Regions from separate parts of the Homo sapiens genome. Here region 1 is linked to region 2. A link is a contact called in ENCODE Hi-C or POLR2A ChIA-PET data. All regions are on one chromosome and are shown on one strand. Each heading gives the region's core, a stretch centred on a gene start or an enhancer-like site at or near the end of the contact. The rest is flanking DNA. Distances are from core to core; before and after follow the strand shown.

Region 1 (3,396 bases), core at 61-2,560, 1.1 Mb before region 2:
TTTCCCCATTACCATCAACCTTGACAACCCCAAAAGTGAACTATCTCCCCCCACCCCCGCTCCAAATCTGCTTCTCTTCCCTACTCCTCAATTTCAGTAGAAATGACACCCACTACCTATCTGGCTGCTCAAGCCAAAATTCAAGGAGTCATCCTCCATTCCTTCTTCCCACCCTCATACAAGTGCTGAGTTCTGTTCATTCCTCCTCCAAAACACCTCTCCAACCTGTCCACTTCTCTCAATCCCACTGCTGCTGCCTTGGTGCAGGCCACCATCAGCCCTCCCCTGGCCTATAGCCCTCCTGGTTTCCTGGTCTCCAGTCCTGACTACCTTTGACTAAATTCTCAATCCAGTGATGTTTACAAAATACGGATCTGAGCAACTCACTCCTCAACTCACATCCATGGCTCCCTACTATCCTCAAGACAATCTACAGTTCTTAACAGAGACTACAGTACAGGGTCCTTTGTGTTCACATCCCTGTCTATCTTACTCCCTCATTTCTCTACCATGCGCCCTACACGATTCGTCCAATACCAGGTTTTTCTTGCCTCTGTATATGCTGACACTACTTCATTCACTCATTCAACATATTTATTGAGAATCTGATTGTACCAGACAACTGAGGAAAACAGAAGCCCTCTGTCCTCAAGCAGCTGAGTGGAGAAAGTCAACCTCTAATCCTAAACAACCGTAGAAAGACTTTTTTCTTTTTGAGACAGAGTCTCGCTTTGTTGCCCAGGCTGGAGTACACTGGCGGGACCGCAGCTCACTGCAGCCTCTAACTCCTGGGCTCAAGGGATCCCGTAGAAAGACTATTTAATAGAGCTGGTAAACAGCTTGGGGGTTTCCTGGCCTGAAGAGCTTCGCTGACACTGCGCGCACACCCAGACCCACGCGTTCCGGGACCCCCGCCCGACCCGCCCCCTGCGCAGGCCCCGCCTCCTCACCGGCCTCGTAGCCGTCATCGCGCTTCTCCCGCTTCACGCGCCGCTCGGAGGGCTCTGCCTGGCTGCGCTCCCGCCCGTGCGTGCTGCTCCGGGCCTCAGCTTCGGCCCCGCGCCGCCCGCTCCCGCGCTCGCCCCCACGTTCCCGGCTCCGCTTCCGTCGTTCGCCACCGCTACCGCCACTGCCGCCACTCCGGTGCTTGTGTTTTTTGTGTTCCCGGTGCCGCGGCGGCTGCTCGGTGGCACCCCCGGTGCCGGCCGCCGCCGTCGTCCCGGCCGCCTCCTTCTCTCCGCGATGCTTCTTGGACGACCCCATAGTGGCACGTCCACTCCGAGCCCGGCTGCCGCCGAGCCCAGACAACGCAAAATGGGAATACTTCCGGGTCGCTCGGCAGCCGCTGTCGTGTTGCCGGAAACTAAGAGCGGCTGCTTCCGTCGCTCGCCTTGGAGCCTGCCCCAGAGGCTCATGGGAAGGCCGGGATCAGCGCTCGACTGCACATTCGCGCCGTCTCGGGTCGGGTGGGTTCTTTGAGCGAGTGGTCCCATTGCGCATGCGCTCCTCAAGGGAAGCGGAATTAACCCGGAGGTGGGATCCCAGAACTGGAAGGACTTAGAGCCCATTAAGTCAGTGTCTTCGTGGCTTTAAGTTCCTCCCCGGCCTCCCTGCGCTTGCACTTCACCGGCAACGGGGTGTTCACTACCTCACGGTCTTTCCGTAGACACCTCCCTCCTACAATGGGCGCTCGCTTAGTGGACTCCTAGGGTCGTGGCTCCAACGGGTGTTGTTTTCCCGAGATCTCCAATTCCACAGCCCAGCTTCAGACCCGCTATAACCAGTATCGTCAGGGAACGCTTCCTTCCCACGTTCCCTGTTTTGTTTTGTTTTGTTTTTTCCCTTGAGATAGGATCTCACTCTGTTGCTCAGGCTGGAGTGCAGTGGCGTGATCACAGCGCACTGCAGCCTCGACCTCCTGGGCTCAAGTGATCCTCCCACCTCAGCCTTCCCAGTAGCTGGGACTACGAGAGTACGCTACCACGCCCCTTTAATTTTTGTATTTTTTTGTAGATGGTTGGTGGGGAGCGGGGGTAGGGGGTGGGGTCACTATGTTGGCCAGGCTGGTCTCGAACTCCTGAGCTCAGGCTATACACCCGCCTTGGCCTCCCAAAGTGCTGAGATTACAGGCATGCGCCACTGCGCCTGGCCCTGGATTGGATTTTTAAAACCTGGCCCCGTGAACTGTTAAGATTGTTTAGGAGCTCCACATGGGCGTCAGTGTATCCCTGGAACCCCTGAAATTGAATGCAAAATGTGGCACATCTGTGTGTATGAGTTTTTTTCTTGAGGAGACCAGCCCTAACTTAAAACTATTGGGACTTAAAACCCCAGTGCAGGCCGGGCGCGGTGGCTCACGCCTGTAATCCCAGCACTTTGGGAGGCCAAGGCAGGCGAATCACGAGGTCAAGAGATCGAGACCATCCTGGCCTACATGGTAAAACCCCGTCTCTACTAAAAATACAAAAATTAGCTGGGTGTGGTGGCGCACACCTGTAGTCCCAGCTACTCAGGAGGCTGAGGCAGGAGAATCGCTTGAACCTGGGAGGCAGAGGTTGCAGTGAGTTGAGATCACACCATTGCACTCCGGCCTGGTGACAGAGCGAGACTCTGTCTTAAAAAAAAAAAAAAAAAGCGCAGTGCACACAATCCCAATCTCTCCTGAAACCCCTCCCCTCACCCAGTGGTTGCTCAGTCTGTGGCTCCCTGTGTGGCACAACTCAGCATGTGTTAGGCTATGTTGTATGCGCCCCTTTAAGGATCCACCCCCTCTCCCACTCACTGGGCGTCCTCAGAGGCAGGAGTCATTTCATCTTATTCATGCTTGAATTTATAGGACCCAACATATACATTGGAGATGGGGTGGAGAAGTCACAGCTCTTGCTCTTTGAGATGTCCCCACTCCTCAGGAGCAGAGAAGGGGCTGTGTGTACTGGGTGGGGGGAACCAAAAGAGCCAAAGCTCCTGGTGGGGAGGGGGTGCGGGGACAGAGCTAAGCCTGCTGCCCACCCACCTGCCACCTCCAACTTCCAACCCGTAGCTTCCACCACCCCCACCACCAGAAATCTCATACTGTGTTTGCCATAAAGCCTTTAATTTTATCTCAGGGACTGCACTCCGGGTCCAGGCTGGGGTTGTAGTGCCTGTCAGGCTGGCTGCCGGTGGGTTCTGTCCTTGGGGGCCTCTGAGGAGAGTGCTCCATTCTCACCCCCATTGACCTGTGGCTCCTTCAAGACACAGATAGAGGCCCCTGACTCTGCAGCTCCCACCCCCATGCCCAAGGAAACCACTGACAATGTGGCTTCAAACCCTGCTTCAGTGCCGGCTTGCTGTGTGATCCTGGGCAAAGTGACTCTTCTCGAGTCTCACTTTCCTTATTGTCAAGTGGGCTTCATA
Region 2 (3,234 bases), core at 253-2,752:
GTAAGATTGCAGGCAGGGTTGGAATTACTTATCCGCTCTCCAATGGTTAGGGAGCAAGAGGGGAGGGCAAGGGAACTATCTATTCCCTCGGAAGGGATCTTACAAGCGGTAGGCGAACAAACCTCCCATCGTGTCCTCTCTAGATTCCACCACTCAGTTCCCCTGAGATATCCCCCGTTCTCAGATTTGAGTTCCTGCCTCTTCCTCTTAGCCTACCAGCCCAAGTTATCCCCTGATACAGGCCCCTAGCCCTCCAGGCTTCCACATCTCCCAGAAGCGAGGAAGTTGGACCTGAGGCTTTCAAAGTCGCAGGTTCAATTCAGATCTCTTTAAGAGCCCCCAGGGTCCTGCTACCACAGGTTGGTGTCTTGATACTGGTTACATAACAATCAGTCCCCAAAGCTCTGACATCACCCACTGAAGATTCTCACCAGCCTGGACAGCCAAAGGGGTCTGTGTGTGGCCGGGGAGGATGGCGGGGGAGTGAGCCCCATGGAACAGCCAGGAACTGGTAAGGGGAGGTAGGGCACAGATCCCAGTAAATGATGGTAAATGGTGGTGACCCCGAGAGGAAAGTGGAAGTATTTGGGTTTTTAAACTTCCCCCTAAATTCCCACAAGATTTCATTGTTGCCCCCACACTTCCCCTCTTCCCCACATAGGGAATTTCCGATTTCACTTCCCAATACGCAAGTGGCCAGAGAGCCTCAACTTCCTCCTCATGCCCTCCCTGCCTTGCCCCAGCTATAGCCTTTGTGGGGAAGCCTTCTCTTCTCCCGCGCGAGTCCGGTGTCACCCATGTCCTCCCTCGCTTGCGTCCCTCTCCCATTCCCACCCCGTCGGCCTGAGGGGAGGTCAGGCCTCTCGCTGCCCATTTTTCTTTCCCCAGTCACCAGCCCGCCCCGGATTCTCTACTCCCTCAGCTTGCTCTGCTACCACTTTCCTGTCTCTCCCTCTCCCAAAGCAGATAAAAGATGAGGGGACAAAGACAGTGTGTGTCTGGGAAGCTGGGCTGAGAGGAGGAGGTGCCGCCGCCTGGGGGTACTCCGATGCTTCCGGGGATTCCGAGCCAGCTGGAGGACCGCACGTGGCGAACGGCGGGCGCGGCGCGTAGTCAGGGAACCAGGGTGCCTGACTGGGTGTCTCGTGGAGCCATCCCGCGGGGGTGTGGGGGGGCCACGGTGCCGGAAGGCGCGCGGCCCAGAGGCCGTCTCCGCCGAACGCCCGCTCCTCGCCTTCCTAACCGCAGCACTTTCGCGAGCCTCCCTACGAGGGGCGGGGCGAAACAGGTGCGGTTGCCACGGCACCCGGACCACAGCCTCGCGAGATTTGGAATCAGCCAATGGGGGCGGGGTAGGGGAAGACGTGGCACCAGTCGGAGGGGCGGGGCTGGGAGGGGCTCCTCCCTACCGCCCCCAATTCCGCCCTGCCCCCGCCGCGGCGGCGCTAGCCGCCACTGAGGGACCGACCCTATAAAGGCCGCTCCGCGAGGGGTGCGCAGCATTCGGCAGAGGGCGCTTCGACGGGCTGGGCTGTGCGCCTGCGCAGTGTGGGTCGCTCCCGATTCCCTGCCCCGGCCGGCCCCGCCTCGGCTCCGCACCCTCGCCCCGCTCTCAGCCGCCGCTCTGCCCCGCAGCAGCCAGCCCCGTGTCCGGCAGTATGTTCAGCTGGGTCAGCAAGGATGCCCGCCGCAAGAAGGAGCCGGAGCTCTTCCAGACGGTGGCTGAGGGGCTGCGGCAGCTGTACGCGCAGAAGCTGCTACCCCTGGAGGAGCACTACCGCTTCCACGAGTTCCACTCGCCCGCGCTGGAGGACGCTGACTTCGACAACAAGCCTATGGTGCTCCTCGTGGGGCAGTACAGCACGGGCAAGACCACCTTCATCCGACACCTGATCGAGCAGGACTTCCCGGGGATGCGCATCGGGCCCGAGCCCACCACCGACTCCTTCATCGCCGTCATGCACGGCCCCACTGAGGGCGTGGTGCCGGGCAACGCGCTCGTGGTGGACCCGCGGCGCCCCTTCCGCAAGCTCAACGCGTTTGGCAACGCTTTCCTCAACAGGTACCCACCCATCACTCCAGGGGGCGGGGGGCGCGTCCGGGGCACACCCCTCACTCGGAGCCTGACCCTCCCGTGGCTGTCGCCCCGCCGTCCTTTGTCTCCGAGGCCCCAGTGAGACCCTCAGTGACCACTCCCTGGTCCAAGGGCCCTGCCCCTTCCCAGAGTAAACCCACTGGGGGTCTAAGAGTGGGCGTTGTCGGCTCCCCCAGCTTCTGTCCTCCCCAGAATCTTCCAGGGTAACCACCAAGCCCTCCTGCAGATCCCAGCCCCACTCCCCTCAGCAGCAGGGCCGCAGTAGGAAGCTGAGCCATTCCTGCGCTCCTTTTCTTGGTCTCCACCTCCGTCCCGCAGGCTGGATGCACCTAATTCACGGAAATCAACCCTCCCCTCCCTGTCTTCTTAAGTGTCAATAGCAAAACACAATGAAACTTTTAGCCATTCCCTTCTCTGGTGCGGTGTGGGTCTGCTCTGCCTCCCCTGGGACGGTGGTTTTGTGTAGGAGGGAGGAGGAGGATCGGCTGTGGCTTGCTGACTTTGGGGCAGCCCCTTGGAGGCAGGGGACAGTTGAGGTTCGAACACTTCTCCCAATGGCAGCTCTCAAGAGGTCAGTGCTGCCCTGAGGGGTTTCAGGAAGCAGGATGAGGTGGTGGCAGTGGGAGCCCTGCAATGAGATTCTGGCCCTAAGCCCTTCTGTGCACTGAGGGACAGAATCTGAGGTTCCTTCACCCACTTGGACCTCACTTTTCCAGTTAAGTGGCCTCTGCACGCGAGGAGAGTGAGCTCCAGGACTCTGCCTGTCTCAGTGCTGTGAATGAAACACAGTGCTCCCGCCCCTCAAGGAGTGCAATGCCCAAGCTCACTTTTCTCCAGAGAAACTCGAGACATGCCCGTCCCAACCCCCAGGCGACATACCAAAGTACTTCACAGACCCTGTCCTCCCTGCCACCCCACGTTCACGGACTCCACATGCCTTTCATAATTCTGCACCAGCGAAGAGCCTCTGAAGGAATCTTTGAATCCTGCCTTCCAGGTCCCCGCCCTGCACGGTCACATTCCTTTCCAGACGCCATCCAGCTGTGCAGGGCAGCTTGCCCTAGAGCCAAGCTGGTGGCCAGGCCTACTCCAGGCACAGAGCTGACCTTCAGCAGGGTCTGTTCACTTCCAGGCATTTC

Evidence for each region. A loop is a pair of places that touch in the nucleus more often than their neighbours do. ChIA-PET counts read pairs that join two places held with the same protein, here RNA polymerase II (POLR2A). Pooled maps may share reads with other maps.
Region 1: a pooled map shows a loop between it and region 2 (12-fold over the local background). The contact joins the promoter of SART1 here to the promoter of EHD1 in region 2. A Hi-C loop is called at or near these places in 5 of 50 pooled maps. POLR2A ChIA-PET finds 5 or more read pairs at or near these places in 2 of 52 experiments (CD4-positive, alpha-beta T cell and Panc1).

What each region holds. Positions count from the first base shown.
Region 1 is chr11:65,959,648-65,963,043 of GRCh38, reverse strand. SART1 (spliceosome associated factor 1, recruiter of U4/U6.U5 tri-snRNP) reads right to left here and starts at 1,310. Exons shown (of 20, transcript NM_005146.5): 1 at 951-1,310. The coding sequence starts at 1,263. It overlaps TSGA10IP (testis specific 10 interacting protein), which reads right to left. Exons shown (of 8, transcript NM_152762.3): 8 at 3,078-3,227. The coding sequence ends at 3,104. RefSeq lists an enhancer at 665-1,452.
Region 2 is chr11:64,876,889-64,880,122 of GRCh38, reverse strand. EHD1 (EH domain containing 1) reads left to right here and starts at 1,502. Exons shown (of 5, transcript NM_006795.4): 1 at 1,502-2,062. The coding sequence starts at 1,659. MIR10392 (microRNA 10392) reads left to right here and starts at 1,514; the gene lies at 1,514-1,600. RefSeq lists silencers at 1,116-1,675, 1,696-1,745, 2,596-2,665 and enhancers at 2,826-2,925, 2,589-3,234.